Linked DNA regions of Mus musculus: regions 2, 3, 4, 5 and 6 are each linked to region 1. Evidence: chromatin loops called from intact Hi-C (ENCODE). Cell type or tissue: left cerebral cortex. All regions are shown on one strand. Region 1 has its middle 25 kb from the start of Gm29998. Region 2 has its middle 76 kb from the start of Mir3970. Region 3 has its middle 7.6 kb from the start of Gm29946. Region 4 holds the start of Pten (phosphatase and tensin homolog). Region 5 overlaps Gm29863 (a long non-coding RNA gene). Region 6 has its middle 84 kb from the start of Mir3970.

What was found. A loop is a pair of places that touch in the nucleus more often than their neighbours do. Peaks named below come from ENCODE experiments on the same cell type or tissue, not always from the same donor. Only the 100,000 strongest peaks of a DNase experiment are listed, where the experiment ranks them.
Region 2: it touches region 1 in a loop (7-fold over the local background); 23 of 42 quality-filtered maps call a loop at or near these places.
Region 3: a loop joins it to region 1, with 5 times the contacts of the local background. A loop is called at or near these places in 5 of 42 quality-filtered maps.
Region 4: it touches region 1 in a loop (6-fold over the local background); 6 of 42 quality-filtered maps call a loop at or near these places.
Region 5: it touches region 1 in a loop (3-fold over the local background); 4 of 42 quality-filtered maps call a loop at or near these places.
Region 6: a loop joins it to region 1, with 4 times the contacts of the local background. A loop is called at or near these places in 10 of 42 quality-filtered maps.

Annotation. Positions count from the first base shown.
Region 1 is chr19:33,364,025-33,369,024 of GRCm38, reverse strand. It overlaps the pseudogene Rnls. Among named protein-coding and RNA genes, the nearest start is that of Gm29998, 25 kb to the left of the region's middle. In left cerebral cortex, a CTCF peak has its summit at 2,181 (motif pointing right); DNase peaks (open chromatin) are centred at 208, 2,206, 3,777 and 4,076; H3K27ac peaks cover 913 bases.
Region 2 is chr19:33,230,593-33,235,592 of GRCm38, reverse strand. It overlaps the pseudogene Rnls. Among named protein-coding and RNA genes, the nearest start is that of Mir3970, 76 kb to the right of the region's middle. In left cerebral cortex, no CTCF peak of the experiment used is centred here; DNase peaks (open chromatin) are centred at 2,548 and 2,780; H3K27ac peaks cover 1,979 bases.
Region 3 is chr19:33,112,526-33,117,525 of GRCm38, reverse strand. No RefSeq gene overlaps it. Among named protein-coding and RNA genes, the nearest start is that of Gm29946, 7.6 kb to the left of the region's middle. In left cerebral cortex, a CTCF peak has its summit at 2,388; a DNase peak (open chromatin) is centred at 3,637; H3K27ac peaks cover 1,442 bases.
Region 4 is chr19:32,753,727-32,758,726 of GRCm38, reverse strand. It overlaps Pten (phosphatase and tensin homolog), which reads right to left and starts at 1,150. Exons shown (of 9, transcript NM_008960.2): 1 at 204-1,150. The coding sequence starts at 282. It also overlaps the pseudogene Gm36566. In left cerebral cortex, CTCF peaks have their summits at 1,437 and 2,888; DNase peaks (open chromatin) are centred at 2,892, 3,325, 3,860, 4,144 and 7 more places; H3K4me3 peaks cover 3,372 bases; H3K27ac peaks cover 3,680 bases.
Region 5 is chr19:33,098,900-33,103,899 of GRCm38, reverse strand. It overlaps Gm29863 (a long non-coding RNA gene), which reads right to left. Exons shown (of 5, transcript XR_386659.2): 3 at 4,215-4,313; 4 at 3,031-3,167; 5 at 1,739-2,148. Among named protein-coding and RNA genes, the nearest start is that of Gm29863, 16 kb to the right of the region's middle. In left cerebral cortex, no CTCF peak of the experiment used is centred here; DNase peaks (open chromatin) are centred at 1,775, 2,062, 2,404, 3,067 and 3 more places; H3K27ac peaks cover 931 bases.
Region 6 is chr19:33,238,620-33,243,619 of GRCm38, reverse strand. It overlaps the pseudogene Rnls. Among named protein-coding and RNA genes, the nearest start is that of Mir3970, 84 kb to the right of the region's middle. In left cerebral cortex, a CTCF peak has its summit at 2,518 (motif pointing right); a DNase peak (open chromatin) is centred at 3,078; H3K27ac peaks cover 2,605 bases.

The DNA of each region.
Region 1 (5,000 bases):
ACTGAATTACATCATTACCACCGACTGAATCATTGAATCAACTAAACATTTTTCCTATTTAAATTAGCAAAGACATTTTAAAGATAGAACACATTTAAGAACTAAGATGTTTGCTTTCTGGCACAAGTCTCTGATGATTCAAATAAAATGTGTTGAACTTAAAATTAGAAAGTATTGCTGTAATTACTAAAATTATGGGTCCAGTGTAGCACTTTAACATATGTTCACATTATAGAATGATGAAAATCATAATACTAGATCCCAAAAATTTTAGACATTTTTGTAATCCTTGCTGTCTCAGGGTTTTACTGCTGTGAACAAACATCATGGCCAAGGCAACTCTTATAAGGACAGCATTTAATTGGGGCTGGCTTACAGCATCAGAGGTTTAGTCCATTATCATCAAGGCAGACATGGTACAGGAGGAGCTGAGAGTTCTACATCTTCATCTAAAGGCTGTTAACAGAAGACTGACTTCCAGGCAGCTAGGATGAGAGTCTTAGAGCCCACACCCACAGAGGCACACCTACTACAACAAGGCTACACCTACTCCAACAGGGCCACACCTTCTATTAGTGGCACTCCCTGAGCCAAGCATATTCAAACCATCACACTTGCTCTGTTATAAAATTCTGTCACAGACATATTTTTGTTATCAATACATATAGAATACATATGAATGCCTTATAAATAAAACTTATATAAAACAGTAAGACCACTTTACCTGCAAGACCCAAATTTTGCTTTGTGTGGGAGATATCCAGTCCTACTGAAAAGGGCACGTTATAGATGGTTCTTTAGGGCAGGTTTTTCTGTAAATAGTTGGGCAAATAATTTTGCTGCTACTTAGCAAGTTCAGAAGGACCTGGTTTCATTGCTTTGTCTAGTATGTTTAAGATGGATGCATTGTGCTTGTGTGCCTATGGAAACCATCTATTAAAAGGGGGAAATATATTATATAGAAGAAAGCCTGAAGAGCCACAGACAACCTGTTCTTGGGAAATCAGGGAATGGGCCTCTGCTGAAAGCTAGGTACCATGAGGCAAAGGGGACATGTGCACAGGTGGAGGAGGCCTGAGACCTGCGGAAGTCCTGTGCTAATTAGTCTGTCTTCCAAAATCATTACTTGAGCTTGAAGAGTAGCTGCACATAGGAAGGCTGTAGAGAAAAGAGACACATTCTATCCTCCACATGGTGAGCTGAATGAAAATTGGAGAATTAGCAGCATAAAACCTGTTTGTGAGTCTCTGAAGCTCAGTATCAGATTAAGTCACCATCGTCCATTTTTATTCTCTAGCCTTTAGATGCTTTAAATATTTGAATGAATAAATAAAAGAATCAGGAAGCAAATCATTGCTGTTTGTGCTGCTAGAGTCTGAGATGTTTTCCATTTGCCACTTATGTGCTTTTATTTGGAATGCTCTATACCAAGCACTACTTTTGTTCCTGTAGTTCTTTTGATCAATAATTAAGATCAGCAATGCTCTGAGTCCCTTTGTGGCTTGGGGATACTGTTCATTATGAGGTAAAACTGAAACCTAGTGTTGAACATTTCCATATACGCATATATAATATTCATGTAAAAGAAACAAGAAATGAATGCTAATTTCTTGGAGAATGTGACATTCATTCTTCATATATTTATAACGTTCTGAGCTATATTTCATCACTCATAAGTGTTACATTTACTCAGCTTATTCTTAGTCTACCATCTCTCCACAGCCACAGGAGGGACAAAATTGAATCAAGATGGCTCTTATCTATCCATGCATTGTAGTCATTGGGAAGTCATTTTAGAAGAGATATATACTCTTCCATAGAATATATGAAGATATACTCAGTTATTTTAGAAAACTATGTTCCTATATAATATCACATAAATTTATCACTGAAAAATACAGATTATTTTGAAATAAGAGCTAGAACATGACAAATTCAGCATAAAATATATGAAAATCTTCTGGATAGAATATTTGTTTCTTTAATAGTTTGCTCATACAGTCTGCTTTGTCACTGATGTCACTGATGTAATTGTGTACCTTATAGTATGATAATTAGAAGTAATTAGATAATTATAATTGTTTGGCTCTTTTGCAAGATCAATCGATGCTCTGGGGAGATAAGCATCTCCATACATCTGACAGTCCTAAGAGGACTGTCCTTTTAGACTGCATGACACAGTGCTCACCAGCAGGTGGCACCACGGGTACGTTCTTTTGAAAGCCAGTCCCTCAGGCCTCAGACACTAGTTCTCTGCAAAGATTGCAGGTGCATCCCAGGATTCTGTTTTCCCTTTAGATTGCTATTTGTCATGCTTTGTTTCCCAAACAAGATATAGAGAATGAATAAGCAGTTTGCTAATTCATTTCTTAGCAGTCACATTGTCAGAATAAACTCCATTGCTTAAGAAGCATAAACACAATTAGCTAAAGGTTTGTCTATGTAGATTGCTGCTATGGGGAACTTTAGCTGGACAAGTGTTAGTTTGTATTTTTGGGTTTTTTAATCTGATAAATCAAGACTCTGGTTTCCTAATAATCCCTTCCCCAAAGAAGTAAGCTGCCAAGTTGCCAAGGTTCTAGTGTATACATGCATTACATCTATTAAATTCAATAATTCGTAGGTTGTTTTTCCTATGGTTTTTAACTACAGATATCATTAGTTTCCTCTACCTAACAAATACAACAGAATGAAATTTAAGCCATACAAATTTTATGTGTGCGTGTGTGCCTGTTTGTATATGCACAAGTGTATTTGTATATACATATGCATAGATGTGTGCATGTGTGTATTTGTGACTAAATATTGTATGTTTGTGTGCATGTGTATGTATTCTTGTCGTTGGCCATCAGGTATTGAAGTAGAATCAGTCTGCTTTTAAATTTTCATGTAATGGCATACTGGGGAAAACTCCAGGAATACAATAGCTCTTATAAGATAGCCCATGTGGAGAGCAATTTCTCATCTGAAGCTCTATGTTTCTACAAATGAATGCTTTTTTTCTACTCTTCTGTTTTTTATATTTGCTGTCACCACAAACACCCACAACTGAATTACTTAGAAGCAAATTGGTTTCATTTCACTCTCTTGGTGCTATCCATTGTTATATGGTCAGATGGGAATTTAGAACTTGAGTAAATAAGAATAGCAATTATGAACATATGATGTATGGAATGGCTTAGTAGCAATAATAAAAGTGTGTGTGTGGTCACTATTATAATTGAGTTACTTGAACACAAGTTGAGTATGTTCATAAAATATTAGTACAGGTAGATGAAGGCATTTTATTGTTATTTATAAGCACCTTGGTTATAAGTTTATACCTTTCTTGATAAAACTAAGTTTGGAAGAATGAAACAAAATCAGAATTCAGTTGAAATTTTTAAAATAATCATTATCCTGTTTTGTTAATCTAATAAATGTTTCTTGAGTTATTTTCTAGTATCTGGTAGTGTCCCAAGTAAATATTTTTTAGATAATTTATAATTTTATATGAAAAACTTTAATATTACATGTTGTCAAAAAACAAAGAAAGTGGTATTTCCTCTATCTTCAACTACCCGATACCTAACATTCACTTACACTGTGTGGAAGGGGGCCAGAACCAGGAAACTACCCTCTTACTCTGCCCTCATCACCTCTCAGTGAGGGCTGGAGAGATAGCTCAGCAGTTAAGAGCACATAATCTCTTGGAGAGAATCTATGCTCTGTCGCCCGCCAGAACCCACGTGGTTTCCTACAACCATCTGGAACTCCAGTTTCAAGAATTCCATATATTCTTTTGGCTTGTGGGGGCATCAAACACATGTACAATGCATATACATATGTGCAGGCACAACACTTATACACATACAAAAAAAAGAAATAGATCTTTAAAAAAAAAAAAGAAACACAATTGTTCTGTTTGCTTTTGTAGTGGCAGGCAGAGTGATTTTTGAAGTGTTATAAGCACAACCTTCATTTTCTATACAGTTATTGTGCAATAAAGCCACTTGAGAAATACAGGAGGAAGCAGGGTAGGGACTTTTGCTTCTTTGTCTTCATCCATAGATAGACACTGAATCAAAATGGTAAAAATACTTGAAATGTTTAAAGCCTCATGATGGCAGTGTGGAGAGTTTCTTGGCTAGAATTCCAAAGGCACAAACAATAAAAGCAGACACAGACAAGTGAGCTTGCATCAGACCTAGAAGCCCCTGTCCAGGAAAAGGATCGATAGTGAACGCTGGTGATAATAGGACTTTGACAGCAAGAAGCTGGCCTTCAAGTCTGCATTTCTAGTCACTAGCAAAATGATAGATACTACATGCTTATGTAATGAATTTAGTTCTGTAATCTGTTGTTCTTTCCATGTGTGGAATGGAAAACTCTGTGCAAGTTGCCATGATGTCATATTCCTGTTGTTTCAGCATCAAGGAAGCTGTACAAGAGGGCTATTAGTTCAAGGGTAGCCTGGGCTACATATACGTGTATTTCTTTAAAAGTGAACACAACTGGTTATCTAATGATGTTTGCTGAATGTGAGTTTTAAAATTGCTTTAGCTAACTTCTTAAATCGCCAAATTTACTAAATGGCACCAACTCCTCAAATACTTGATCTCAAATGCTTGTTCTACAATTGTAGATTGGCCTGCTCATATCAATATAGCAAATAGTCACCTGCTGGTATCTGGAATCATCCATACAGACATGTGACTAGTAACAAAATAAATAGAGACAAAACCAGAGGAAACTGGTTCAGGGCCATGAGTGAAATTAAAAGATAATTAGAAAATGCAGATAATTTGACTTGCTGCCTGTAGAACTGAAATGGAAGTCACAGGAAGAGTTCCCAACAGTGTTAAAGGGCCGGAGTGAGGGAGAGTATTGAGAAATACACTTTAGCTTTGGGATTCACTTTTAAAGGATCAGATTTTTATTTCCACATTGTTCACAGTAGCTTATTCGGAAAACATTTCTAAAAGTTATGAAGAAGTTCAGTGCATAAGCTGCTCAGCAGG
Region 2 (5,000 bases), 130 kb after region 1:
TACCAATAATTCTGCCCAAAAGTTCTTTGTACATCTTCAAGATTAACATCAGCAGTATATCTTTTGAAACTCTTTCTAAAACAAATGCAGTTCTTCCTCTGGTGTGATAATAGCGTATGAATTACAGTTAAGAGTTTACTGTTAGTTGTCTGTCTTCCCAACTAAAGATATTCTTAAAGAGGGAATGTATCTTCAGCCATCAGTTCTTTTCATTGGACTTGAACCACAGTACACATAATACATGTGCATTGGTCTAGCTAGCTAAGCAGTGTATTTTAGTGCTTTACTGAAGAGAAATTAGAATGTACGATTCGAGTCAGTCCAAATATAAAAACAAACAAAGAGTTAGGTGGGCAGATTGAAAAGTCAATCATGAAAGCAATGAGAAGCAAGAAGCATTAGAGTTTACCTCATAAATATGTGTACATGTTTATCTTTCTCATGATCCATTGAGAAAACATATCTTACTTTTTGAAAAGCTAAGAAAAGTATAAGTGTAGATGTAAGCTCTAAAACCTGGAGGAATGATTAAATATAAATCACTTGGAGCATGAAGAGTGAGGTAAGGCCACAAGGATTGACATACGGTTGGCTTACAGTCTATGCAGTGATCAACTCCTATACAGCTCACTGACAGATGAAAAACAGCAGAGGTCATTACAGGAAATAGCCCTGTCTTGGAATCATAGAAATTTTGCCTGCTCTGCAACAGAACTCTATAAGTCTAAGCCAAGCCATGAATCAACTCCAAGAGAACAATATGAAAAGCATGTATCTTTCTGTGCATTTTCATGATTCTTAATCTCTTCTAAAGGATTCCTTGGAATTGATTCTTAGGTTCTTGGCTAAGTTCAGGTGGAGAATCTCCTGCACCATGCTAAAGAGGGCTATGGTGCGTGTGCTTAAGTTCCTCAACCTGTTACATTTTAACACAAATCACAGAATTTAATTCCTAACCTCATAATAATTTTACAGGGATTGGTTTCTTTTTGTAATATCATGGAATTGCAATTATAATTTAACTTCAGTTGCCACGGATGATTTCTTGTTTGAATTTAGTCAAGCTGTAGAGAAGAGGTGACTATAGCTGTAGTTCTCTGGGGGAGGGGGGATCCTGTAGCTGCACTTCTCTAGAGCTCTATGGAACTTTGGTCAAAATGCAACTTTTATTTTCTGAAGCCATGATTATAGAAGAATGATGTGAGAAATGATAAAACACATAGGGCGAAATAATTACCTTCATAATTTTAAAGAATTAATTATGGCAAATTATGATTAAAATGTCAAATTCAGACTTACCAGAGGTATAAATATGTTTGTGAACTCATTAAAAGGTTTTTTGTGTACCTCATCTGTAGTACAAACAACAAGAAACCCATGGTATTTTTCTCTCCCTTACCAAACTCGGTGTAAAACATTTTTTTGAATTGTTTTATTCCCTTCTAGCCAAATTACCCAATTTTTATTGAAGATCAAATGAAAAACTCCACAATTAGTAATGAAAATAATATCCAAAACCATTAGTCCCAGTTTGCAATACAGAAGATGTATCTGCCATTATCTTTTTAAACAAGAGTGTTCTTACTGTATGTGGATGAGTACTTACCTGCATGTGTTTATGTTACTACTTCCATGCTTGATGTCCATACAGGCCGGGTGAAGGCATAATAGCCTGCAAATGGCGTGACAAATGCTTGTGAGTCACCGTGTGAGTGCTGGGAACCCAGTCCAGGTTCTATAAGAGCAGCAAGTGCTTCTCATAGCTAAACCATCTCTCAAGCCCCAATTCTCGAAGTCTGTACTACTTTATGAATATTGCTATCAAAAGATATAAATTACACATGTCAATGGACAAAAACCAGTCTGACTTCCAGTTTTATAAAGTCTTATTGAAACATAGCGGCATATTTATTTATATATTGTCTGTTAATGCTGTCACAATTCAATGTCAAATTTAGTAGTTAGCAAATATTTTGTCCATCACCTAAAATCTTTACTATCTAACCCTTTAAAAATTATTTACTCTCTACTCCTTTAAAAAAATAATAACCTTTTGACCTTTGCTTTTAACTGTGGATATTATGGCAAATAAAGTCAGATCTTTAGAATCTGGAGTCCAGACTGTAGAGATGGCACCTTTGACATAGGTTTTCTTTTAAAAAAATTAAAGATTGTTATAAGAAAAAGGTGCCAAACAACAATAATGAATTTAAATCAAACGGCAATTACAAAAATGACTTAGTTTCCCTGTTTCAAAGTTTAATATGTCAGGTATTTATGGAGATAGTAAAGTGAACTAGTTGGCTGCCTTATTTAGTCCCTTATGGAAGTAACATACATTTTCTGATGTAGTGGAAATGACCTGGGACCTGTAACTGATTTCTTATAGAAAAATAGGGAATATGAGCTATAATCATCTTAAGTCAAAGAAGCTGATGACTCAGAGACTCTTTCTGGGCTCTCTTTAAGTCATTCGAAATGGAAATGAATGATTCATATGTGTGACGGCTCTAGAAGAAGTAAGGAAGGAGTCGTGATTCCTTTAATACCAGTTCATGTGCTTTGTTCTTGAGGCACAGAGAAGAGAGGTACATTTCTCTTTCCTTGTGATGTATGTTCCTGTACAAGTTCCCTTCCAGATCTGGGATCCCAAATGAAAAACACAGCTAATTAAATTAGCTTCCTAATGGCTTTATTATGAGAATATTCACATGATATCTGAAAGTGAGAAGTCACTGATGGGACCTGGTGGCCTCAGTGCACATTTATTTAGTGTGTAACGGGTGTTATATACAGAGGGTTATTTGCTCATATCTGCAGCACCACGTGTGTTGAAATTTTTCACAACAGATGGTTTCCTAAAGTCGAACAGTTTTGTATAAAGTCACATTTTTGTGAACTGAATTTCATCTTCCTATTTATTTAAGCTGAATTTTGCTAAACAGCTCTCTACTAGAGTTTTATTCTCAGCACATTATTCAAAAAAAAATATGCCCATGATTTAAAATAAATTCTCAGAGAAATAATTTCCTAGTAAGTTCACTGGAAATCATTTTTTGATTAAGGAGAGCTATAAAACAATAAATAAACAGTAAGAAAAACTATCCCTAGGTTAAAAATTATGCTGTGTAAACACAGATTGAAAGTACAGTTGTCTTAGTCCAAGTCACTGCTCTAATGCACTGCCTTACAATAGATGTTTTATATATGCAATAGAAAAGCATTGTTTAAACATCTGAGGACCAGGAACTGCAAGATCAAGAAGCTAGGAAGTTCTGTGTCTGATGAGCTTATGTGTCTTACAGCTGACATCTCTTCCTTCATTCTCACAAATGGAGAGAACAGTGCAGCCTAACTCAACCTTCTGGATAGGTGCGTTCATCTCAGATGTGAGGGGTCTTTCTACAGGGCCCTAACTGTTCATACTATCACATCATCTTCCAAAATGATGCTTATAGATTAAACAGAGACAAAAACAAAGCTCTCACATCATAATGAACATTTCTAAAAGGCCACCACACTTATCTGTTTACAATATATTTTGTGCACATTTCATAAAGCCTTAGCCAAGATGAGGAAAATATAAACATCTTAGCTACTACATGAATGTGATGTGCACATGGTCTTCTTAAGAACGCCCTTATTTTGTCTTCATCATCACACTGCTGGGGTTGGGAGTGAGGACAAAAACAGACACATTTAAAAACTCCAGCAAAACAGTGGTGAGAACCACACTGTCAACGTTCATATTAATAACAATTTCCCCGAATGGAAGCATTTTTTTGTGCCATATGTTAGCCCAGTCTGCAACTGAGATCACCAGTGTCAACCATACTTTATAGTAAAAAACAGATTTTTTAAACAATTTTTATTAGATATTTTCTTCATTTACATTTCAAATGTTATCCCGAAAGTCCCCTATACCCTCTCCCCGAATGTGTCAGAGAACAAATACTGGTACTAAAAGTAGAGAGTCCAAATAACTTTCAAAGGCTCAGCTATGCTTTCACCCTGATAGTAAGAGTGATCCTATGGCAGCCACTGTGGTTGGGCAGCGGTCGGCACTGGAGACATGATTGCTTCCTGTTCCCCACCCCCACTTGCTTCTCCTCTTGCAATTCTCCCTGTTCAATTCTCATTCCCCTGTTCCCTTTATGCCAGTCGTCTCCGCAGGAAGCCATCCATGAATGATGCTCCTACCTTGCTTTTTCTCATCCACTCAACATTTAAAAAGAAAGGAAAAAAGGAACTACAAAAGTGTAGCTGGAGAAAGCTAAATCTCAAGAGTACTCAACCCAAAAGCATTGAATAGGCCTTCCGTATTGCGTTCCTGCCTCCATGAGGAGAAAGTCTCACACTTGAGAGAACAGATGTTGTGTTTCTTATTGGTTGTGGGCTCCCAGATAACACATGCATCTAGACCTTAAAAAGAATTTTTGATGTTGACGATTATGATGGTTCAAGGGAGCAGGAAATTGAAAGAGTCAGAGAAGAAATGAATTCTGACCTTTGTCTGGCAGATTTGTATCTCTAGTCCACAACAAAGCAATTATTTGTACCCACATCTATGAGATTTGAACATAAATCACTAGATATGCATCATTCAGTTATCCTTAAAACTTCAAGAACACTGTGCTAAAGCCATCCCTATGTAGTCATCCTCTCTGTGTTTAGGGATCCCAGGGAAGAAACATTTTCAATTTTCCAGGTGCCAGGAAGTTTTTTTATCTAAGCCTAACTATATTTCTTCCTCAGTGATGTTAGCTCTGATTCTACCCAGCTGACTGAAACAGCTCCTTATCTTCATCTGGATAATATTTCTCTGCCTATTTGAAGATTGTTATTACAGTGTCCCTCTGCTCTAGCAGTCAGTTGGCCACGTGATTTTAGTTTTCCTAGCGTTGCCTAATTTGTAACTCAGAATGTTCATATGCCTTTCAGATGTTCCCCAAGTAGATGGCATGAGCAATAAATTACCAAATAATAAACAGAGTAGAATT
Region 3 (5,000 bases), 250 kb after region 1:
ATTTTGTGTTAAGACACATTTATCTATCTTGGAATATATCAGCCCATGGGCCACAGGCTAAACATGCCTGTGTAAAACAGACAGTAATAACATTTGCTGCATACAGTATTTATAAGTATAAAATAACTCAAGTCTCCAGGACTAGCATTCTAACAATACACCCCCATGGATCCTGAATCACCAGAAGCAAAAAGTAGTGGTAGCTCTGGCCTTTATTAGTCAGACAGCACCAGAAAACAGATGGCTTCCAAAGGAGGTAAGGGGGCCCTAAGAATGGAGAATTCCCCCACTTAAGAAAGAACCAGCCAGTTGTGGTGGCACACGCTGGTAGGATTTGCTGAAGGAGGCAGAGGCAGGAGGATCACGAGTTCGAGGCCAGCCTGGGCTACACATTTTTACAGAGACAAAGTTTGGAGCTGTGACAAAAAGATGGACCATCTAGAGACTGCCATATCTGGGGATGCATCCCATAATCAGCTTCCAAATGCTGACACCATTGCATACACTAACAAGATTTTGCTGAAAGGACCCAGATATAGCTGTCTCTTGTGAGACTATGCCGGGGCCTAGCAAACACAGAAGTGGATGCTCACAGTCAGCTATTGGATGGATCACAGGGCCCCCAATGGAGGAGCTAGAGAAAGTACCCAAGGAGCTAAAGAGATCTGCAACCCTATAGGTGGAACAACATTATGAACTAACCAGTACCCCGGAACTCTTGACTCTAGCTGCATATGTATCAAAAGATGGCCTAGTTGGCCATCACTGGAAAGAGAGGCCCATTGGTCTTGCAAACCTTTTATGCGCCAGTACAGGGGAACGCCAGGGCCAAGAAGTGGGAGTGGGTGGGTAGGGGAGTGGGGGGAGGGTGTGGGGGACTTTTGGGATAGCATTGGAAATGTAAATGAAGAAAATACCTAATAAAAATATTTAAAAGAACGAAAGAAAGAACCAATGTGCTTATTGTAAGCAGGAGAGCCACTGGGCCAGGGAATGCCTCCAAAAGAAGAAGCCTATCTAAACCCTGGCCTTAGAAGTTAAAAAACAGGGGAGATGGGGTTCAAATGCCCTCTCCGAGCCCAGAGTAACCCTAAAAGTGGAGGAGAAACCCACCAGTTTCCTTGAAGACAGCAGAGTTCAACATTCTGTCTTGCTGAAGCCTAAGGGTAAACGCGGGGGGGGGGGGGGTCGTGCCTGTAACAGAACTTCTGGGTTATGGTAAACGCTGAGCCTGTCTTCTCTATGTAATGTCTTAGCTTCCTAAAGGTGAGTATAATCCTTAAAATTCTCAAGGTGGGAATACCTCTACACAGATGATCAAGCAGGTCCTATTGTGGTCTTCTGGCCAACTTACAGGACTAGGAGTGTTGCTATTAACCCTTTTCTTACCTGGTAGCTATGACTGGGGCATCACACAACCGTGATCGTTAAGTCACAATTGAATTTCATATGGAAATCCCCTAGTAATGGATAAAGCCACAAGTAAAATGATACCCAGGCTGCATGATTTCTATGCATCACATGGTGTACTTCCCACAAGAGAGCTAGAGAAAAGGGATACTATACTTACTTCATACAGCCATGGAAGCTGAGGCTCAGAAAAAAATTAAGTAACTAGACCCAAGACATCAGAGCACATGAGCAATGGACTCCGGTTTGAAGCTGACTGTAAACGTTGATCTTTCAACCACGTGAATTATACTTCATTTAGTGGGTCCAGTGTGCATAGTCCTATAACATTCATCTTCACTTTACAAAGTCCTCCGAAGATACATAAAGGGCTCTATGGCCAGAATCGCCATGAACTACAGTGAGAATGACATTAATAAGCTACCCTTTTTTGTCCTGTCAAGAAAACTAACAACCTTTTGCATTCCAAACTTCTTCTCAGCTTCTCAAAATATTATTGATATCTATTGCTGCACTTTATTCTCATAGAAATACTTTATTAGACAGAGAAACCTGTCCTCCAGCAGTCAAAGGTCTTGCCTAATGAGTCATAAGTTCCTCAGAGCCCTTGGCCCACAGAATTACTTTTGTGATTATCATGTGATTCGATTATTTTACCAAAATTTTTTAAGGAGAAAGGGTAAGTATTTGTTGTCACAAAGCAAAAAAAAAAAAAAAAAAAAAAAAAAAATACAGATCTGCAGGAGAGTTTAATCATCTTTTCCTTTCTTCTATTCAAACTCTGTATAACTTTCTGCTACAGATTGTATAGATCCGTGGTTTGAAAGAGTGTCATAGATTAAATCGTCATGTACAAGGCTCTTGCTTCGGTAAGTCAAGAAGTATGACATTTACAATTTGTAGCACCAGACCCTGTGTGAGCTTGCTCAGTGGTGTTTAGAATTTGCTTCTTCTTTCACTGTTTACTCCACATTTGTCCCCAGTGGCTAGCTTTGGCTGCACAGGCTGAACATAGACAAGGCTCCAGGGATTCGTTGGTATTGCCTGAATTTGTGGTGTTCTGAGCTTGTCACCCTTTTGACATCGTTTTCTGCTCATCCTAATGAAGAAAGGGTCTGTGTCATTCCTACTGACCCTGCCACTGCCAGCTGCCCACTGACTTCCTCTGCAGGAGTTCTTGTAGTCTCTGAGGATCGTGCTGTTAGAGATTTGTATTCTGAGTGACTGTGTCGGTGTGCACAGTGTTCCACCAGTGTAAAGGCAGCAGGGTTCCCCCATGAGTCTTACCACGCCCCCAACAATGACAGTGTCTCTTGGGCTCTGTCTTGAATTTTTTTCACCATTGTTAGAATTAGACTCATGTCAATCTTGACATCATGATGTGAGTGGCGGTCATCTGAGGATGCCATTGGAATGAGCTCTGTTGAGTGATTAAAGAGCTTATGTTGAATGTGGGGGATGATAGAGCATGGAAAAAAATCACAGAAAAAAAAAATGCAGCAACAATACAAGCTCAGTAGGGAAATTTGAGACATCAAACATTTTTTTTATACAAACTACCAAAGGTCACTAGTCTCCCACATCAAATACACAGACATTTTTTTAAACAAATCCATTTCAGTCTGAGTCTCAACACAGGCCTAAAATATGTGTTTTTGAAGAAAAAAAATGATTCTAGGATAATTTTAATTTTGTTGTTTTCCAAAAACAAAGAAAACACTGCTGGAGATTTAAGTATGGGGAATTGTGAAGAGCATTTCAACTTTGCCCAAGAGGTTGCCAGTGAAATACTGATGCTGAAGTTTAAATTTTCAGAATTACATTCATTTCTGATCACAAGATGTTATTAAAGGAGCAAAGTAGCCTCCAAGGTATAGTGGCTACCTGCCTGTTTTCAAGGAGCCTCCAGCCTCCATGTCACCAGATCAAGCTTTGTCCAATGTACAGCCTCTGCATTCGTCTCAACCTCAATTCAACAGGAGGTTGGGGTTTAGTGAATTCAGCATAGAAATGATCCTTCACCCATGTCACCCCATGGAAGAAGGCTGATAGAGAAGAGGGCTCTCAGGCTCTCCCTGAAGGCCTTAGCTTGTTCTCTTTCACATCTGCAGCCATGTCCTCCTCGGGGAGTTGTCCAATTCAATGTGATTTTAAACATCTGTCAGCTAAATCAGAGCTCCAAATTTAGCACTCGGGAACATTATGTGGATTTGTGATGCTCGCTGGAGAACACTGCATCCGTAAACTCTCAGCTCGCAGGAGACAGCCGGGTGGTACTTTGGTTGGTAATTTTATCTATGACACGTTTAATTTGGCTGTACATTTATGGCAATTATGTAAAAGGGAAATTGTGGCCATTTCCTTACAAAATGCTTTCTGCTGAGAACTCTGCCTTTCTCTCCGATCATTTGCCTGTGTGTTTTTGTTTGTTTTTAATCCCCAGAGGCTAGTTTTATCTGGGTTTCCTGAAATTCTATTCTCCATCCCGAGACATCTTTCTGATACAGAAAAAAAAAAGTCACTGCTATACCGGTCCTGAGGAAACAGAAGTTCTATAGATGCACAGTTCTTACTAGCTGCCTTTGCTCAGCACATAACATGGCTCCTTTCTCTCCTCTGGATGGATGTTTCTGACAAGATGTACTGCAGCTAAGGAAAATGGCAAGCCCACATCTTGGCAGTGCCAAATCACTACTTGATGTTAGGCTCATTTAGAAGTGTATATCTAATCCCCATCAATTCCTGAAATCATGGCATCCTTAGAGGGAGAAATGGCCTTGCAAAGTAGTATGGCTGCTAATAGGTATTTTATCACAATAGATGAACATGTATCTATTCCAATTAGATTCACAGGAAATCTTATAGCCGCCAAGATCCAGTGCCCCAAAGCCTTCAGTAAGTCCTCAGACTTAGTTACCCCGTCCTTTGAGCTATGGAGCAGTGGTCTGAGTCTCTACTCTGATTTTAATGTATGCTGTTAATAGGGAGAATCAGCAAATGCCACCATGATGTTGAAAGAGGCAACTGTGGTTTTTGATTGGGCCTATGTATGCAGGGTTAGGACAGGCCCCGAATGGGGGCCTAGTGACAGTGGAGACACAGTGAACTGGCACAAATTTGAACTGCTTAAGAATATACTGTCTCCCGCTGGGCAGTGGTGGCGCACGCCTTTAATCCCAGCACTCGGGAGGCAGAGGCAGGCGGATTTCTGAGTTCAAAGCCAGCCTGGTCTACGAAGTGAGTTCCAGGACAGCCAGGGCTACACAGAGAAACCCTGTCTCAAACAAAACAAAACAAAACAAAACAAAACAAAACAAAAAAAAAACAAAACAAAGAGTATACTGCCTCCCAATGGGGTTGCAAATCCCTTCAGCTCCTTCAGTCCTTTTCCTAGCTCCTTCATTTGTGTCAGGCTCTGGCAGAGCCTCTCCAGAGACAGGTATATCCTGTCAGCAAGCACTTCTTGGCATCTGCAATAGTGTCTGGGTTTGGTGTCTGTATATGGGATGGATCCCCAGGTGGGGCAGTCTCTGGATGGCCTTTCCTTCAGTCTCTGCTCCACACTTTGTCCCCATATTTCCTTTAGACAG
Region 4 (5,000 bases), 610 kb after region 1:
CACTTGCAAGGAGGCATGAGTTCCGTCTAGCCGAACACTCCCTAGGTTGAATACACTGGAAGAGACACAATATGCACGATCTAGAAATGCGCCCAGAATTAAACGTTATAGTCACCCCAACTACAGAAATTTTTCGCATCCGTCTACTCCCACGTTATCAGAGTGACAGAAAAGCAAAGAGGAACAGCCGCAGAAATGGATACAGGTCAAGTCTAAGTCGAATCCATCCTCTTGATATCTCCTTTTGTTTCTGCTAACGATCTCTTTGATGATGGCTGTCATGTCTGGGAGCCTGTGGCTGAAGAAAAAGGAGGAGAGAGATGGCAGAAGCTGCTGGTGGCGAGGCTTCTTCTGCAGGATGGAAATGGCTCTGGACTTGGCGGTCGCTGATGCCCCTCGCTCTGCTGCCGCTTGGCCCTGGACCGCAGCCGGGTAATGGCTGCTGCGGCGGCTGCTGGATGGTTGCAGAGACTGGGCCTGCTTCTCCTCAGCAGCCAGAGGCCTGGCAGCCGAGGCAGCGGAATGGGGAGAAGACGGATAATCCTCGCAGCGGCTGCCTCCTCCGGCGGCCTCCGGAGCCCGGGCCAGGGGGGGTGCGGCGGCGGCGGACGGGAGGCTTAACACCGGCCCGGGTCCCTGGACGTGCCGCCGCCGCCGCCGCCGTGTTGGAGGCAGGAGAAGGGGAGAGAGCAACTCTCCGGCGTTCCCAGCCCTGGCAATGGTGACAGGCGACTCCGACCCCCTCCCCGGAGCCGCGGCCGCCGCCGCCGCTTCTCCCCCCCGCTCCAGGAGCGGGAGGTGCAGCCGCCGAGCCTGCGCCGGCTCCCGCTCGAGCCCACGGCTTCTTCCACCGTCTCTCTCCGAAGCTGCTCAGAAGCTGCCCGGTTAGAACAGACGACGAGGAGGCGAGGCCCGCCGCCGCTGCCGCCGCCGCCGCCCGGCCGGCTCCCCGAGGGCGCTGCCCCCGCGGCTGCTCACAGGCGCTGAGAGGGGCTCTGGGCCGTGGCCGCCGCCGTCTCTCATCTCCCTCGCCTGCGCCGGGCCTGGCCTCACAGCGGCTCAACTCTCAAACTTCCATCATGGCTGCAGCTTCCGAGAGGAGAGAGCTGAGCGCAGCCGCGTCCCGACGCCCAAGCGCGTATCCTGCCGCAGTGCACAAAGAGTCCCGCCACATCACCGTGCGCCGGCCAGCCCGCCCCCTCCGCCGCCCCGCCGGGAGAGCAGGGCGCCTCGGAAAGCCGGAGGGGAGGCGGGAGGCGGGCGGGAGGCGGGCGCTGAGCCGGGGACGGGGCGGGGCGGGGCGGGGCGTCGGAAGGGACAGGGGCGGGGAACGCCGCGGAGCATGCCCAGTGTGTCCGCGGCTCGCTCCCGGAGCTACGCCGGCTTTGGCCTCAGCGCAGAGAGACCCGGCAAAGGTACAACAGGCTGGGGCCGAGTGAGGGTGCGCTGAGCACAATCGCTGACCGCTCACAGGTGGATCGCACTAGCTGACCGCCTTGGTCGGTGCTCCGGGAGCCTCAGGGGCAGGATTATCCTTCCTGCGTCTGTCCCTGCGTTTCTTCGGAACGGCTTTCATTCCCTGCCCTGCGCTGTGGTCAGATTGCAGTGCTTCGCTAGGATTTGTCGGCGACAGTCTTTACCTAGATAACACACCTCTCCCCCTCACGGTGTCCTCAAGGTGTCAGTCTTTGCACAAAGAACAACCCCTATTGTGTCTCCCGCGTGGGTCACCTCATCGGGCTCCGGTTCCCTGCCCCGCCTCTTGCTTCCCAGGCAGCTGGGTTCATTTGCCCGAAAGATGAACGCTCCCAGCCAAGCATGATGATTGTGCATACGGGGCGTGTACATTCACATCTCCCCTGAGTTTCCAGGGCCCAAAGGACACCCCTGGTTGGACAAAGTGGGTCTCCGTGAATAGAGTGCACCTCACACACACCCCTCCACCGCCCGGTGATGAGACCCGCAGCTCCCCGCAGCGGTGGGTCTACCGGATCACAGCCAAGCTCAGTCTTCAAAGAGCTAAGCCCCCACCCCCAATCCCCACTTCGTGGCCGCTATGAAAACCCGGCAGAATTGGATCGCGATGGCCAGGTTCTGACCCTGTCGGACCTTGCATGTTCGAGGACCCGGTTACTGAGCCCGGGTGTGGAGTATGGGACGTTCGGAAGCTGCAGCCAGCGAGTGGGCGGGGCGAGCAGGCCTGGGAGGGCTCAAAGGCGAGGTGGAAGGATACATGAGCCGCGGTCGGAACTACTTTCAGGAGGAGGTCACGTGTGGTCCTAGTTGGGGAACTTTCCAAATTCCCATTCCCCTATCTGTGTGCTCCTGGGGCAGGAGCTTGGTCCCCTCTGCTCTATTAGGTGATCGCCCCCGCCTCCTTCTCCCGTGTGGTCTGCTGGACCCCTCTCTTGCCGGATCGGAGCAGAGAATAGCATCCACGAGCCGTCCGCAGGAGCGCTGTCGGGGCCGAGCGCCTGGGGAGCTGGTTACACAAGCAGCCACATCCAAGCACGTGCCCCCGCCACCCCTCTCTGCTGGCCGCCGCCGGTTTGTGCACGCTGACGCGGAGAGTCCCCAAGCTGTTCCTCCCTTTCGCTTGTAACCCATAGAGCTAGCCAGAAGGCCGGGACACGAGACTCCTGTTCTGGATCTGCCCACACCGCGCGTTCCCAACCGTGGGAGAAGAGGCCGGGCCCTAGGGGGAGGCGCGGGGCGGGGGTGGGGGGGATTGACGCATCTCCTTCGCTTAATGAGGTGAACCCTTTCTAGATCTGTACTCGCGGGGCAAAAGGGTATCTCCTGTTGCTGCTGGCTGGTTAGGCTTACCGATGTTGCAACAAACTTCCAGTCACTGCCCCTGAACTGGTGAGCGCGCCCCACCTACCGTAGACTCAGCCAAGTGACTTATCTGAGCACCTAGTCAATGGCTGTCAGCCCAGAACAAACCTGTCAAGTAAAAGCTTACTGCCGGGATTGGCTGACCTGTCGCGGTTGAGAGAGCTGGTTCAGAAATGCTGATAACTAGCGTACAGCCCCTCCTCCCCCACCAACCAGCCACAAAGCAAGCGATCACCTTGAGCTTGGAGGGAAAAAAAAAATGACATCAACTCCAATGTAGGTAGAGTTTTCTTCCTTATTGTTCTTTTCCCAGGGGACTTAATTCTCAGGATGCCAATCTGAGCCCTAAAGTATCTCTGAGTTGAGACCTAAGCTGAAACACTGGATCATTTTAGAAATCCGGAGGATAGTAGTCAGTTATGGATTTGCAATAATTGCGAGTAGGTGTCTAGGAAAGGCTAGCTGGGGGTTTAGAGTACAGGAGAAGGAAAATTTCATAGGTCCACACAGCATAGTTGCAGGCAGCCTCTGAAGTCTAGAAACCTCAAGAGGCTCGGCTCAGAGAGCTATGGGCCATTACCGAACTGCAGGACTGCTAATTAAACCGGGGATATTTACAGTTCTATTAGAGCTCTCTGAAGCTACTCAAACATTGCATTTAGATACATCCTTTAAAGATCTCTCCGCCAGAGATAGCAGCCCAAGCTAAGCCAGCGTTGATGTTTATTACAGGCTGTTTTGGGGCAAGGTTCTGGTCAGTAGAGGGAGGGCAGGGATGACCAATGAGAGCAATCTGAGAACAATAGCCGAGAGGCCTCTATTTGGTTTCTAACGATGTAAATAAATTCGGTTCACACAGCCTAATCTAAGATGGAGATCTAGTTTACACAGAATCCCCAATGTCAAAGTGTTAGCTGAGATGCACAGCAAAAACCTAAGTGGTGCTCAGCAGAGTGTCTACTACTGCTGTGGGGAAAAATAAGGATGAAGTTACATCAAGAGAAGTGGGTTGAAAAGGGGAAATGGCCCACATTCGTTCCTGTCCCCAGAGTCCCTGTTACTAGCATCACCCTCTTTTGCCTCTTCCCTGGAGGCATCTTGCGTGACATTACTCGGAGCGTCTAAGAAGCTCGGAAATCTTCCTCTAAAGAAAAAGAAAGACATTCATCCCTAAGCTTCCTGATGCCTGGCTGGAGGAAAAAAAAGGACCCGTTTCTGTTTCCAGAGCATCACTCCATAGAGCACAAGGAGGCGCATCCCAGCGCTGACCCCAGCCCACAAGCACCACCAAGTGAGGCAAGAAAGCCGAAAGCCAGCTAGCTGCTTCGCTCGGCTGCTCTGCAGGGCTGAAGGAACAGACACGCGGTGTTGGCAGGTGTGTGGGCCCCTCTGACATCAGCTGGCCACGCTGACAGCATCAGGCCTTGTTGGGAGTTTCTAAATACACCCCTACTTCCTTTCGCAGCAAATATGTTTCTGTGCAGCCTTTTAAAATTTTTTGGAGTTTTTCACATCTTTATTCCACTCAAAGGATGTGAGTAGGGCAAAAGGGAAAAAGTCCATATAGCAATTTTATATATATATATATATATATATATATATATATATATATATATATATGAAAATGTATATATTTATATGCTTGGCTGTACAGATATTACAATACACTGGTTTCCAAGTGCTTCATTTCCTCACCTGTCTGGATTTAAAACACTCAAGGGAGAAACAGAAGCTTATAACGAAGGGAGAATTATGTAAAGCTCTAGGGAGACTGACTATATAGAATAATTAGGGAGTATGATAAACCAGCTTTAATGATAGTTTCCAACAGCTGATTCCAGAACTCTATTGTTACTACATGCTAAAGATGTCCAAAGAAAATTCTTTCCCTTGATAAGTGGGACACCAAGAAGGGGATGTAGGTAATATAAATAGTTGATGTGTTGTTGTAGGCTCTGTGCAAAAGCATCTCGTGTGTGAGCACGCTGCTGCTGTAGTGCCTTTCTCCTTCCCCACATCTCTGACCCCTCAACAAGAGAGCTCAGTCTAGCGCTTTAATTTTTAAGCAAGCTTCTCTATTTTTATCAAAAAAAAGCATTTTCTAGATATATAATGGATTAGCTAGCACATTTGGCTTTGAATTTAAACTGCCCTGTTCTTCT
Region 5 (5,000 bases), 270 kb after region 1:
CTCTTCGTGTGTGTGTTCACAGAGGTGTGTGTGTGTGTGTGTGTGTACAGAGAAGGATGTAATAGCTGTTCCCATGACCTTATTTCCCATGTTTTTTTGTTTTGTTTTTGTAAGTATAGCCTTTAATGGCTGATTGATCTCTGCAGCCCTAATATTTCCACCACCCACCCTCATATGTGTGTGTGTGTCCAAGAGCTTTCATGTGGAAGTCACAAAACACCTTGGAGGAATCAACTCCCTCCTCCCACCATGTAATTTCCAGGAATTCAGTCTGTCAGACTCGGAGACAAGCCCTTTTACCCTCTGAACCATCTCGGTGGCTCCCAAACTGTCCTCGAGTTACCATAGTTTGTAATGAAACAAAAAGGACAGCAACATGAGTCAACTGCTTACCATTTGTGCCTAATTACCATACAGTGAAAAAATTAGTCCAAACACATTGTGTGACGTTTATTGATCACAACAGTGGCCTGTACCACAGGGCTAGACTTCATGGCTGGTTACACATGTAAAATGGTTGTCTGCTCACAACTTAAAGACATCAGAGGAAACACTGGTATTAGAGACATGGTAAATAATCTAATGCATTGATTTCCTGTAGTCCTGAATGGGTAAAGCTGTGCTTGCTACTTCTATATACCTATCCTCTTTATCTCCACAACGCTCTCTCGGAGGGAGAGACAGTGGGAAGAAAGGCGAAGGAGCATGAAGACAAAAATGTGATTTGTATAAACAAGACAAATCCATTACACTCTCCATATTACACACTGGACACATTCGAAGTTCAAAGAACAGAAACTAGATTCAGAGGTAATGCAACAAATCCCACACCGCTGTCGGAGTGGTAGCACTCCTGGAGGAAAAGCCAGGAGCGGTGAAGGGTGGATTTTAGCATGTCTTGCGCATGCTTATTTATGGTGCAGCACTTCACTGGGTGACACTTCACAGGCTGCACACTGGCGAGCTGGAGAGCTTTGAAGAAAAATAATGAGCTGAGAGGTTCATGACATGCTATTAAGAAGTTTGTGATTGGACTTGGGAAATCAGATGGATCTCCAAGGAAAAGGGACCATATCTGAACCATTGCATTTAGAATATTTTTGAGTCCCGGAGCAGCTATTTATGAGAAGGGAGAGTTGTTTTTTGTCTCAATTCCAGGTTCTGACTTATGTGTAGTGAAGAAGCCGCTTTGCACAGCAGACCTGAAGTCCCTGAAATATCCATGACGTCACCTTTTTTCTACTGATCTCCCTTTGACTGCACAGAGGCATGCTATTAGCTTTGTGCTGTTTGAGCTAAATTCTCCCACATGTAGCTAGCAATCCAGCCAAAACAATGTCAGCAGGAAATTTCACACTGGATGCTCAAGGTAGTCCCAGCTCAGGGAGATGGAAAGATCAGGTTCGGATGCTTGGTTTTGCTAAGGATCAGGACAGAAAGAAAAGGCATCCAAGGTGGGATGCAGGGCTGCCTAGAATATGCAGCTTCCTGTCTTCCAGGCAGTGAGTGGTACACTGTCACCCTGTATTCCCAGGGCTTATGTGACATATGTGAATACAGAAAGCACTCAGCTCCATTTCTGGTGGTGAACCTAGGAGACCTTGCTCCTAAATGACAGAGGAGCCATTTTAAGATATGATATCATAAAAGATAATAATATCTGAAAGGGGGAAATGCATGCACCCAGGGTAACACATAAGTAGGCGAGCACAGGATGAATTTGTGGTTAAACCATTTATTCCATTGCAGATGACAATTTAACTCTTTGGAGCCCAGAGTTCCCCCTATGCTCATGCGTCGTGAAGAGATGATTACGTAATCTGCACTGCAGGTTGAATTGGGAACATCTGGGGACAGTTGTAGGGAGCTAGCCATGATCCTGAAGCTCAGACTAAGATCACTGGCCTCCAGTTCTCTCTGCCAGCCCCATGGTAACAGGAAGGCATAACCCTTGCCCCCAGATCTATTGAACCGAGCAAACAGTGGGGCTGAGCACTCGCATTGTGAACGACTATTTGGAGAAAAGATGGGGTGGGGATTGAAATGTTCTGCTAATCAAAGGCACCAACTGTTGCTGCTTCTCCGGCTTTCTTCAGAAACATCACACGGGTGATGGTACGTTTTTTTCAAGCCTGCGCCAGCCCAGCTCTAAAATGGAAAAGTATTCGTTTCATATGAGCAAATGTTTTCTTCTTTTTTGCTTCTCTCTCTCTCTCTCTCTCTCTCTCTCTCTCTCTCTCTCTCTCTCTCTCCCTTCCTCTCTCCCTCCCTCTCTCTCTCCCTCTCTCTCTCCCTCTCTCTCTCCCCACTGTGGGAAAACGAACTTACTTTCAGTTACGCCTGACATCTGACCACTATACTGATCACGAGGACACTGTGGTAAACCACAGGCCCACTTGAAAATATCTCTCTTAGGCACAGTTCCTGTGCTTTAGAGGGCACCATCCCTGGCTTTTGGTTGTGGCCCTGACTCTCGGCTCTGGCGTCCTCCATAGGAGTTCCATTTTCTCTTTCTTCCTCTACTGACAATGAGTGGTCTCATCCCCACATCTTCCAAATGAGCCAATTCACAAAATAAGTAAAATGTAAAAATGGTGCCTTTTTTTTTCCTATCCAAAGCCTCAAACAGAGCTCTGACTGTACACTGCACCCTTCTAAAAATGAAACAAGGCATGAAAACTTAAAGATAGGCTCAGGAGAAGGCTTGGTGGGTAGGAACACTTATTTCCTGAATGTGAGGATCTGAGTTCAGATCTCCAGCACACACATAAAAAACTGAATGTACCCAAGTGGGCCTGTAATTCCAGCACTGAGGCAGGGAAGACAGAGACAAGAGAGAGAATTACAGTGGCTTTTTAGCCCACGGCCTAGGCAAAAAACAAAATCGGCACTGGTTCAGTGAGAGAGTCTACTTCAGGGGTATAAGGCAGTCAGCAATAGAGGGAGATGCATGTATGCACAGATGCAAGCAAGTGAGTGTGTGTGTGTGTGTGTGTGTGTGTGTGTGTGTTTGTACCCGCACACACTTACAAGGCGGTAGAGGGTGGGTGGTGGTATCTTGATTAATAATGAGATGACCAGCCAGGATTTATTCATACTCCTTCTGTCTGAATCATCTTGTTTCTTGTAGCTGTTTTACACTTCCAGGATCTTGCCATCTGCCCACTCTACAGAAATACAGGAAAGCATTTTAAAAACAATGGCTTGGGGGGGGGGGGAGATCTGGGGATCCGAAAACCTATCTTTCTTTCTTTCACCCCACTGCTTACTGCTGCTTTCCTGAGAATGCAGTGCTGTTCCTGCTGCACCGGACTTGCCTCTTAACAACCTTCCTTCTGCCCCTCACAGCTCACATCTGGAGCCTGAGGAGAAAGAACAGATGTGGCTGCCCCCTTGCCTAAGTGGGAGGGGGGAGGACACCCTGGGTAGTTTGTCCTGCTTGGATCTAATATGTGTCACTGGAATATAGGTCAGCATTTTGATGGATAGGTTGAAACAGGCCAGAGGCAAAGATACCCCCGGGTTCACCCCACTCCACTCTACTGTCTTCTCCCCCAAAGCAAGTTAAGCCCCCAATGGCCTCAAGAGACATGCACAGCAGATGGAGCTGGTCTTCATGTCTTTACATTCTGCACACTAATTCTGTAGAAATCTAGAGCTAAGCTAAGGCTTTATCAGTCTGGGCTTGGGCCAAGCTTCAGGCTGAAGTTCAGCTGGCCTGGCCGGACGCAGATGCCAGCTGTTCACACTAACCTTGATTCCCCACCCCACCCCCAACACCTGATTTAGATAGCAGAGTGGCCAAGTGACATGCATGTAGCCCTGATGCACAACTGGAGAGATGACGTGATTTTTAATTACTGTGCAGTTCAGGTGGGAGCAGGAAACACAGGAAAGATACACACACACACACACACACACACACACACACACACACACACACTGAAATGAAACAAGAGAGTGCTACTGGTCTTGCCTAAAGATTATTACTTTAAAGGATTTTTTGGCAAATTTTGGTTTGAACACAGGCTTGACAACTCCCTTTCCCCCACAGTTCATAGAGGGACAAAGATATTAAATAAAAGCAGATTCTTCTTATGATTTAAAACATCAATGTGCTGGTCCCAGTATTGCAGAATTAATGCTGAGCAGACAGACAAGATGACATTCAGATCCAAAGATTTAACTTTGAGGAAAATGCAAAATATACTCACCAAAAATATTCAATTGGTCATTCAACATCACTGAACGGAGTATTCTTAATCCATATCTCAACACTCCGAGAGCCCAGCCTGCGACTAATCGTCCTTTGTCTAAAACAATGAAGATACAGATGGATTAGGAGAGGGACTTGTGCAGAGCTGAAAAGTTCAGCTAGCAAGCAGAGCTTCAAGGAAAATGAGATTTCCTTTAATTATGTTGACACTGGATGCCCCGGTAAGAAACTTGCACATGTGAGTTTATCATTTGCCAAATCGGTGTGTTTGTGTTTTCTCGTCACGCACATCGTGTCTAAGTACTTGTTCTGTTTCTGACACTAATCCAGGCAGTTGTCCACACATCATGTGATTCAGTTCTTACAAGAACCTGGGATGGCCAGCCATCCTCCTCATTATTTTGCTGCAAAGACTTACACAGATTAGAGGACTCCTTTAGAGATGAGATTCAAACCTCCCCTTTAAAAAAAAAAGTAAAAACCCTGTTGGTGCTTTCACAACTACACATTGTCTCTTTCAACCAGTGGCTTGTTTTATGTGTTCATATATAGGTCAATTGTTAAGCATTGTGTTCCCACTGGAGAAAACCTATAATCTGTGACAGAGGTTTCTTTACAGTTTTTACCTACAGTACTTAGACAAATGAAGGTTTAAAATGTATCTGTGTTGAGTATAACATATTGTTATTCCTTCTGATTTAAATAGTTTGTGAGTTTATAAGTAAACCCTTACATCTAGTCTGTTGTTCACTGAAATATCTAGACATAGAATAACATGCAGTTT
Region 6 (5,000 bases), 130 kb after region 1:
TACTTCTAAGCTTTTAGTCCCTCAACTATAAATTATAATTTATTATCTCTGCTTATCAGAGCTGTTGTGTTGCAAGAAACAAATGCAGTAACAAGAGAAAGCATTTATCACCTACAGGTTTTTAATTCTTAAAAGAAAGTTTAGTTGATTCTTCAGTTTTACATGATTGTCCAATGTTGCATGTTCACCAAAGAATATTTATCTGCAAGGCAGGGTTTTACTATTTCTATTCTGAATTTACTGAATGTTTAATAACCTTGTTGTAATTTAAACTGAATATTTTGTGTAATTATAAATCCCGTGGGAATCCATTTCAGAACATTGATTCCCTGAGAGTAGTAGTCATATAACTTTATAGATAGTGAGTCAGGACGATCAACACAATCACAAAAGTGTAGTATTTGTATTTGCTTTCTGATGAGAACACTTCAGCTGGTTATTGAGAGGACCTGGGATTGGTTGGCAGACCCCACATGGTGGATCATAGTCATCTGTAATTTCAGTTCTAAGGATCTGACAGTCTCTTCTGTCCTCTGTTGTCACCAGGCATGTGCATACATGCATCCAGGAAAACACAAGTGTATAATAAAAATAATAAATTTTCTTTAAAAAGAATATCTCTGTAGAATAGAAAATTATGATAAAGGATCAACCACAAACCCGTATCACCAAAGTTCCACAAAAATATCCTGATGGTATTCAATGCTTGCAATTTTGTGAAGTCAAAGTGAAGGATACTGTAGTGAGCTGACCTTGTCATTATCCTATGGGCTGACTATTAAGATCTTGTCGTCTTAATAACATCTGTGTTTGAAGGGCTGTGGCTCCTATTTTAGGAGCTGACCTTTACCGTTTTATGCAGCGCTGACAGTTCTTTGGCCTTTTGAGGAAACGTGCTATATTTCACATCAGTACAGCACTTTTTAATTTGTCTGTGAAACAAAGCGGACTCTCTACAGCTGACCTATGCAAAGTATTGCTGATAAAAATTCCTCATAAATGTATAGTTCTGCCAGTTATAAAAGAGCCACTTTGTTAGTCAAAGACCTTTAACTCTAAACTCCACCTTATACCTGGCATTTGATACCAAGATTCTATCATTGTTGGAAGCACATAAAAGGAAACTAAATTTCAAAGCTTTGACAATTATCTTCTCACGCCTGCTGCAAATCCATTAGACTAAATACCAATACTGTACTTTTTAGACCCTGCTATTTAAGAGCATCTATAATTTTAAAATATATAAAATTTTGCCTAAAATAAAACAACATTTCCCAGATGACTTCAGAAAAATAAAAGTAAAATAACTTAGCTGACCTCACACTCCCCTCGCCAAACATTTCGTGAAGTCCGGGAAGGCCAGATTCCCATCTTATATTACTGAGAATTCCCATATGGAAGTCTGTGGAAGAGTTCAGTGATGTCCCTAGTGGAAATTCTGACTGAGTTACATAGAATGAGAATATGATTTATAAACAATAAACATTAAATTCTTTAAGGTTTGATCTTGGCCCTTCAGGAAGCTCCAGATGTTAACTGAGAAAAGATACTCTTGGGGCTCTAATAACCTTGTTTCCTGGGTTCCCAAGAACTTAGTAGGTCTCTCAGCAACTGACTGCAATGTCTTCAAGGGGTGTAACTATATTTGTAAAATTACAAAATCATTTTTATCCAGTTTTCAATATGTTCAGAGCTAGGACTCATAGGCAGAATTTTAAGCAAAAGCCCAATATCATGTATGCAAGTGAGAATTTTAAGTACAAAAATTGCATATGCTTGTTGTAAAACATTTGAAAAATACAAAATGAGTGTCCATAAAAATAGCTAGTAAGCTTTTCTGATAAACACAATTCATACATTTCCCTTTGTAAGAAAAAGAGAGAAAATTATTAGGTCAGGTTATCAGGTTGTGGTTGAGTAATTTCAAAACCTGAACGTATGATTCACTGAAATCATTTCTCTAAGCAAAGGAGAGGGAACGTTTTTAATGTGCCTTGACTACTAAGGCAGATTTCCTGGGATGAAAATGAAAAGAGGGATCCTAGAAACTCAAAAGCAAGTCCGGTCATGTTAACTTCTGTCAGAAAACCAAAAGGGCAAGAAAGCATACAAGAAGTCACTCCCACAGGAGTATGGATCAGACACAAGGAGCAGGGCACCTGGAAACCTTCCAAATGTGTTGTCTCCTCTGCTTCCTGACTTTTTGTCAAGAAATGTATAAACACCTCTAGTCTAGGAGCTATAACAGACTCCTTTACAGAGTGTGATGGTTATCCCTAAGGAGTCGCTGTGTGCCAAGCTTCTTATCTAGGACTATTCCTGCTATCCTTACATACTATACTATGGACGATATATCTCACCTTAACATAAACCCAATCACATCTTACTGTTGTGAGCAATTAGCAGGTAGAACAATAGCGATGGTAAAACAAGTAACTTGCCCCCTTTGGCTTATTTATTTTTATTTCATGTGTGATGTTGTTTTGCCTACATGTATGTCTGTGCAACATGTGTATGCAATGTCCATAGAGGCCAGAAGAGGGCATCAGATCCCTTGGAACTTGAGTTAATGATTGAAAGCCTCCATGTGGGTGCTGGGAATCAAAACCTGGTCCTCTGAGAGTATCCAGTGCTCTTCACGTTTCCAGCCTCAAGTAACTTGCTTAATTACACAACAAATAAATGCATGTGAAGTCAACTGTTTACTCTACAGACACACAGCCAGAGTCACTGTGGTCACCATATAGATCCACTGAGAAAACAATTGACCAAGTACCAATCAACACACTCTAATAAATTATGTATTTGAAGTTTGAGATATGAAATTTCAGTTTAATCAATGGAGTCAAAATTAGTAATCTATCTTTGGCTAAAACTACAACCTCCATGTGCTTTGGAATTTTAGTTCTTTTCAGAGCCATATGGCTTCTGAGTTCATCACGAGCTCCAACTGCAGCATGGATGGTTTATATGGGGAGAGGTGTAAGCTGTTTCAACTATTTTTAGGCTCCTTTGCCCATATGCCTAAAGAATTTCATCCCTCTCGGTGAAATCACCCTTCTACCCTGCCAGAGTGTCTCTGTTCAAACAGATATAGTGGCTCAAATGTATAATTCCAGAGCTTTTCATGCTGAGACAGGAGGATAGCCATGGGTCCCAAGGCTACAGAATGAGACAATGTCAAAAAGAAAAAAAATTGAACCTGAAGAATGATGGTCTGCCTACAAGCTCACACATTCGATCTAGCATCTGTTTGCTTCCCATCTGAGCCGAATGGTACATTGGTTGGAGAAAACATTTAAACCTAGAAGATGGGGGTGGATTTTAGCCTTCCCTCTACTCATCTCTTCCAGTGTTCTAGATATCCACACCCTGACTTTCTCCCTATCTCTCTCAAAACCTATTCCTCTGTGCTCATAATCAGGTTTCTACTCTTTCACTGCAGTAGATGTGAGACCACAGAGGCAATCTGGTAAAGTCGTTAAAATCAATTTAAAAGCCAAGATTGGTTAACTGACTGGATCCCTTGATGGCAAGGGTCATTCATTTACAAAAGAGTTATGGAAATATTTATAGTACTTTTTGAAGGAAGAGTTATGACCAACAGGCAGCTAGTGAAAAAATTACCTATAAATTTCAAAAGAATCTTTCTGCATTTGTTATTTTCCCATGCGAAAAATCTATACATATATTTTGAGATTTCATATGAGAAGGAATTATAGTCAGAGATGAGGCTGTAAAGCCATGACTATAAATAATCTAAAACCCAGAATTCTCATACATGAAGACTTTGAAAAGAGATTTGTACAAGCACACATATTGATAATATGAGATCATAATGTGAGCCATCAAATAACAAAGAAAAGAAACAGAAACTGGGCCCTAAAACAGTGTAAACAACAGACCCTTCCCTCTGACATCAATAAATTTCCTCATCTCTAAAATTAAGCCATGTGAACGTCCTTATCTGCTCTCATTTCAGATTGGGCATTATTGACCACCTTTATCTAATACACATGGAAGGCTTACCACTGTGCTAACAATACTTCTCTTGGGGGACAAGCTTCAGTGAAAAAAGACCAAGCTATAAACCTTCTACATATTTCTGTGAATAAATTGAGGCATCAAAAATAAATGAATAATGAACTTCTTATAGTTCCTTTAAAGTGGGAGATGTGTTTCCATAGAGCCAGCCTAAGTAAGATGACTCATGGTAGTTCTGCTAATGATTTCAGAAATGGTTTCCATTTATTCTATTTCAATATTAACATTCCAGTGAAGACTTTTGTTTTCACATGAAATATAAGATTGGATAATCAAATTAAAGCCATGGTTCTGAGGGGCGTGCCTAATAAGCTGAAAGGATGGGCAGAAGGTACAGACAAAAAGAAGCCTCATCACAGTCTCTATAAGAGGAATGGAGGAGAGCGTGGCTCAGATAACTTTTCTGAAACATAGTTCATCTTAGGAATTATAGACAAAGAAAGAGCTTTTAATGTTTTAGGACAAACTAAAAATTAAAACAGAGAACATTTGCTAGCATCTTGGAGAATAGCTATGAGTACAAAGCAGCCATACTGTAAGATAAATTGACAACGTTTAGGAACACACACTGTATGTATGCATGTATGTATGTATGTATGTATGTATGTATTATGTATGAATATATGTATTAACAGCGATTAATGAAATACAGGCCATAAATCTGAAAGAGAACAAGGGGGTTTATGTGGAAAATTTTGGAGTGGAGAAAAATTGTGTCATTATATTTTAATCTCAAAAATAAAAAATAAACAAATAAATTAAAAAGGTTTATGACTTTTTTCAAAGGCTTAAATTGATAAGGCCTGCATAATGGCATAATGACGACATAATCTGATATACCAATGTGAATGGAGGAAATTTCACAGAGCCCCAACCCCAAATAAAGAGAAAGAGTCAGTTGATGGCCACTGAGAGAGGCAGAACCAGGTTTCTCCTGAGATGATCTCTCTAATAGA